2 separate regions of the Homo sapiens genome follow, and region 2 is linked to region 1. A link is a loop called in an ENCODE intact Hi-C map of the cell type or tissue named here. Cell type or tissue: tibial artery. All regions are shown on one strand. Links, peaks and the distances in the headings refer to the core of each region. The heading gives the core; the rest is flanking DNA.

The links. A loop is a pair of places that touch in the nucleus more often than their neighbours do. Peaks named below come from ENCODE experiments on the same cell type or tissue, not always from the same donor. Only the 100,000 strongest peaks of a DNase experiment are listed, where the experiment ranks them.
Region 2: it touches region 1 in a loop (7-fold over the local background); 88 of 110 quality-filtered maps call a loop at or near these places.

Annotation. Positions count from the first base shown.
Region 1 is chr16:10,250,910-10,253,822 of GRCh38, forward strand. It overlaps LOC105371078 (a long non-coding RNA gene), which reads right to left and starts at 1,734. Exons shown (of 3, transcript XR_001752077.1): 1 at 1,405-1,734. In tibial artery, for the core only: no CTCF peak of the experiment used is centred there; no DNase peak of the experiment used is centred there; H3K27me3 peaks cover 2,160 bases.
Region 2 is chr16:10,508,054-10,510,966 of GRCh38, forward strand. No RefSeq gene overlaps it. Among named protein-coding and RNA genes, the nearest start is that of LINC01290, 19 kb to the right of the region's middle. RefSeq lists an enhancer at 1,766-1,855. In tibial artery, for the core only: a CTCF peak has its summit at 1,721 (motif pointing left); no DNase peak of the experiment used is centred there.

The sequences.
Region 1 (2,913 bases), core at 138-2,637:
TGTTCAGGTTCAAATCCCGGTCCCGTCATTTATTAGCTCTGTGACTTCAGGCAGGTTGCTTAACCTCTTTGAGCCTCTGTTTCTTCACACCAAGGATAACACAACCAACAGAAAGGCAGGGAGTCTTATTCCAAATACGCAGGTATCCACCTTTTGATTGGGTTCCCCAGTGATTCCAGGCATCTTTTGGCTAAGGTTTCTGGAACCTTCTGTTTGGAGCAGAAATTGGAGCATCATACTGGCTACTGCCATTTGCTGTGCGGATAAGTTTGCAGAGGCCCTCAGCCATCATGCTCGCTCTCTCTCATTACACTGCATTTTCTCCTTTGTAACATCTACTATGATCCAGAATTACCTAGTAAATTTATTTACTCATTTATTATCCATATCTCTCCCCTGGATTTAAGCTCCATGAAATCACAGACCCCATCTAGCTCATGACTATCGATTCCCATAGCATAGCATCAGGCACACAGCAGGTGCTCAATACACCTGTGGCTAAACGAACAAATGAACGGATGAACGAATGAATTGCCCTTATCTAGATGCTTCTCACCTCAGCCTTCCCAAAGTTTCTCCGTATCCCTGCTTTGCAAAAAAGGAAACTGAACCCTCTGGGGTGGAAATGACCCAAAGTCACAGGGCAGTGGCTGGTACACAGGTCTGACTAACTCAAAACCCCACGTGTCACCCCCTTCCAGGAAGGTGTAGACAGAAGCACCAAAAAGGGGTTAGGGGCAGGAGCTTTGGGTCTGTCCAGCCCAAGTTCCATTCTAGCACTCCTTGGGCAAGTCACTTAACCTGAGGCTCGGTGTCCTCATCCACAACATGATGATGATACCATTAACATGTTCTTCATCAGAGTGAGAGTCTCAGGACGATTAAGCCTACTTTGCACAGCGCTGGGCACAGAGCAGGCCCTCAATAAATGGCAGCTGTTGTTCATTACTACTTCTACTGCAAGCTTTTCATTTTTTTTTTTTTTTTTAATTTTTAGTAGAGACAAGGTCTCACAATGTTGCCCAGGCTGGCCTCGAACTCCAGAGCTCAAGCGATCCTCCCGCTTACGCCTCCCAAAGCACTGGGATCACAGGCGTGCACCACCATGCCAGGCCTACTATGTCCTTTCCAAAAACCACACGGGGCTGGCCTCTTTGCCCAGCTCACCATTTTCTCTCTCATTTCACTCCCTCCTTCTCTCTGCCACCTCCACAGAGAAGCATCCCAGCACCCAAGCAAACCCCTTCCGCTCTGTTTCACTCCCCCCAGGCGGAGCCCACGCGTGGGGTCTTGTGCGCGTGGTCCCGCGGCAGCCCACAGCCCTCTGCTCTCCGTTTCAGGCTGTGCACCCCGGCTGTCCGCACTCCCGGGCCTCAGTCCTCCCCAGCCGCCCCCTCCACCCACCTGCATGCCTGTGGCACGAGTGGGCACACGTGTTCCCGTCGCATGTGGAGCCCGCACCTGTGGGAGGAGAGCCAGCCCGGGCTGCCGCCGCGGCGGCTGAATCAGGACAGCAAATCTCGCCACCCCCTCACTCCTTAATCCGTTGCAATCTGGCTTCCTCCCTACGCTGCCCGAAGCTGCCCTAGCCGGGGTCGCTGATGATTCCCACGCACCAAGTCCAGCATCTTCTCTACGGTCTGGTCCGGGTGTGTCGCTTGGGAACGTCTGATTTTCATGACCACCACCCCACCAGCACTCCCTCCGCTAACTCCCTCCTCCTCGGACCCTGCCTGCTCCCCTCGGTGCCTTCCCCACTCCATTGTGGGCCCTTCCTGTCCAGATTCTCTCACTCCCACACCTTTCCGCCCAAAGAGCATTTATGGAGCTCTTGCCCTGTGCAGAACGTTGCTGGCCTTGAAGGGGAGCAGGCGGACCCTGAAGGAGGCGGTGAGCTCCTACAGTGGGGGCTCAGACTGCAGCTTCGGTGGCCTGCAATCCGTTCCCAGCTCCTGGCCAGGTGCAGTGGCTCAGCCTATAATCTCAGCACTTTAGGAAGTTGAGGCAGGATTGCTTGAGCCCAAGAGTTCGACACCAACCTTTAAATTGTTTGCCTTTAAATTTCATTAAATTAAATTTCTTTTAAATACAAAAAATCCTGGGCTTAAGCAATCCAGGAGGCCAATTGGCCCTGCTAATTTCATTTAAATTTTTCGTTGAGATGGGTCTTGCTGCGAGACCCTAACCCTAACCTAACCCTAACCCTAACTATCTCTGCGAGACCCCATCTCTACAAAACATTAAAATGAAATTAGCCGGGCATGGTGACAGCCGTGGTCCTAACTACTTGGGAGGCTGAGGCAGGAGGATCACTTGAGCCCAGGAGTTTGATACGAGCCTGGGAACATAGCGAGACCCCTGTGTCTATGAAAAAATGTAAATGAAATTAGCACGGCATGGTGGCCTCGCCTGTAGTCCTGGCTTCTCAGGAGGCTGAGGTGGAAGGATGGTTTGAGCCCAGGAATTCAAGGCTGCAGTGAGCTATGGTCCCACCACTGCACTTCAGCCTGGGTGACAGAGTGAGATCCTGTCTCTAAAAATGAATTTTTTTTTTTTTTAATCCTAGTTCTGCTGCCTTGTTAGCTGTGTGTCTTTGGGCAGATAGCTTACCCTCGCTGGGTCTCAGTTACCCCTTGGAAAACGAGGATCACCGTGGGATTTGCGTGAATGCCTGTGAAGTGTTTAGCACTGTGGTTTGCATGACTGCCTCACCCTACTCTATTTTCTGCACAGCAGCCAGAATGATCTTGAAACATAAATTAGATCTCGGCAGCTGCTCGCCTAAAACCTCTTCAAAGGTTTCTCGTTGCCCTTAGCATAAAATCCAGGCTCTGCACGATGTTTACAAGTCCCTGGCGATGCTCTGATCTCATGTTGGGTTACGCTTCCCTTGGTTCAGAAATCCCAGCCACC
Region 2 (2,913 bases), core at 317-2,816, 260 kb after region 1:
AACAGAGACAATGCTAGAGTAACAGGTTTAGTTGCCAAAGGATTTCTCTCTACCCATCTCAGCAAGAGAGAATCAGGTCTCCTGAGATTAATTGGTTTTATTTAATTAATTTATTTTTTAAGATGGAGTCTCAGTCTGTCACCCAGGCTGGAGTGCAGTGGTGCGATCTCGGCTCACTGCAATCTCCGCCTCCCAGGTTCAGGTGATCCTGCCTTAGCCTCCCGAGTAGCTGGGACTACAGGCACACACACCACCAAACCTGGCTAATTTTTGTATTTTTTTAGTGGAGTCGGGGTTTCACCATGTTGTCCAGGCTCCTCTTGAACTCCTGACCTCAAGTGATCTGCTTGCCTCCGCCTCCCCTGAGTGCTGGGATTACAGGTGTGAGCCACCGTGCTTAATAAGTTTTAACTAAGTATTCCAGGCACAAAAAGTAGAGAGAGAAAGAGATAACAGTCAAATTAATCACCTCTAATTCTGAAATTCACACCTGATCTAGCTCTCATAGAGAAATGCTGGTCCTCAACCCTGGTCACATATCAGAATCATCTGGGAAATATTTAAAACACAAAAATGTTTTGAACAAATTCAATAATAAATCTCTGTAACTATAGGCCTCATGGAACCTATCACTTCTTCCTTTTGCTATTTTAATAAAAGATCTCAGTTTTAGAAACAATTCAGGGGTCGATTTTGGCTGTATTTGGACATTCCAAAAGTTAAAGTAATTGGTCTAGGGACATCTGAATAAGGACATCCTTTTATATTATAAAAGAACATTCTTTGGTAGTATAAGGACATCCTTGTATAATCTACCTAGGATATTCATTCAGTAATGAAGAATTTTTGACTTTTGGCCTGGCCTGTGCTAGAGTTGACCACCTTAAACTGTTAACAAAATGCAGATCCCATCAGTGAAGGTCCTGTGACAGCAAGCAAGTGTGTCGGGGGAATAACTTGCAGGAAAGATACAGGTTGATTCACAGAAAGAAAAGAATATCAGATTTTCTTTGTGATGCTCCCACTGGAATGACTTAATATGCCAATCTTTGAAACAATAATTGTGCTAGGGAAGGGGCTAAAGTGATTAACATTCCCAACTACCCCAAAGTAAGGAAAGAAATGCAAAACAGGCAAAATTAACAGGTGTGTATGCCGGGCACGGTGGCTCATGCCTGTAATCCCAGCACTTTGGGAGGCCGAAGTGGGTGGATCACCTGAGATTGGGAGTTCGAGACCAGCCTGACCAACATGGAGAAACCCCATCTCTACTAAAAAATGCAAAATTACCTGGGCGTGGTGGCACATACCTGTAATCCCAGCTACTCCGGAGGCTGAGGCAGGAGAATCACTTGAACCCAGGAGGTGGAGGTTGCAGTGAGCCGAGATCGCACCATTGCACTCCAGCCGTGGTAACAAGAGCGTAACTCCCTCTCAAAAATAAAACAAACAAACAAACAAAAAACAGGTAGTGCTATGTAAATGCTTAAACAGTTGGGGTAAGTTATTGCCACACTAGGCTGGCTGGTGGACTGATCCGGTAATTCTCCCTATTAAGTGACATGTTACTGAATAGGCCAGAGCAAAGGTGATTTGGCATCCTCTGTCGTTATTTGCAAACTTGGATCTCAATTCAGGAGCTAAGACCATGTACTTGGGTCAGGCAGCAAGCATGAGCCCGCCTGACTCTAAGTTCTTGGCTGCCACCTGGTGGTAATGTTGAAGGAACACACCACTCCCATCAACAGATTAATGTGGATGGAAGGGACTCCACTCAATACTTCATCTGGTTGCTGAGACAGGAACTGAAAATATAAACGATGATTTTTAAGGGGCACTGCTCTACAAATATGTGTAGTTCCCTTGCTAATGAAGAAAGAGAAACCCTACTCCATCATCAAGAGGCGTCCTCTGGGCCCTTCCAGCATTTATCTACATCCCGTGTGCAGCTGGTTGAACTGGGTCCCCCACCCCAAGAGATGTCTTCATCCTAGAATCTGTGAATGTGACCTTATTTGGAAAAAAGGATCGGCCAGGCACGGTGGCTCATGCCTGCTGTAATCACAGCATTTTGGGAGGCCAAGGCAGGAGGATTGCTTGTGCCCAGGAGTTTGAGACCAGCAATATAGCGAGACTCCATTTCTAAAAAAAAAATAAAAATTAGCCAGGCATGGTGGCCCACACCTGTAGTCCCAGCTACTCAGGAGGCTGAGTTGGGAGGATCACCTAAGTCCAGGAGATTGAGGCTCCATGAGCTATGATCATACCACACTGTACTCCAGCCTGGGCGACAGAGTGAGACTCTGTCTTAAAAAAGAAGAGGGGAGGGGAGGGGAGGGAAGGAGAGGGGAAGGGAGGGAAGGGGAGGAAGGGGAGGGGAGGGGATCTTCGCAGATGTGATTAAGAATCTCCAGATGAGATCATCTTGGATGATCTCAGCCCAAATTAAATGACAAGTGTCCTGATAAGAGACACACAGAGATGAGAGAGAGAAGAAATGCAATGTGAAGACAGAGGTGGAGATTGGAACAATGCAGCCAAAAGCCAGGGAATGCCTGGAGCCACCAGGAGCTAGAAGAAGCAAGGATGAGTTCTCCATGAGGGCCTCCAGAGGGGGCATAGTCCTGTGGACACTTCAGCCTCCAGAATGGCAAGAAAAATAATTTCTGTTGTGTTAAGTCACCAAGTTTATAGTATTTTTTTTTTTTTTTGAGATAGAGTCTCACTCTGTTGCCCAGGCTAGAGTACAGTGGTGCGATCTCGGCTCACTCCAACCTCTGCCTCCCGGGTTCAAGTGATTCTCCTGCCTCAGCCTCCCGAGTAACTGAAATTACAGGTGTGTGCCACCATGCTTGGCTAATTTTTGTATTTTTAGTAGAGGCGGGGTTTTGCCATGTTGGCCAGGCTGGTCTC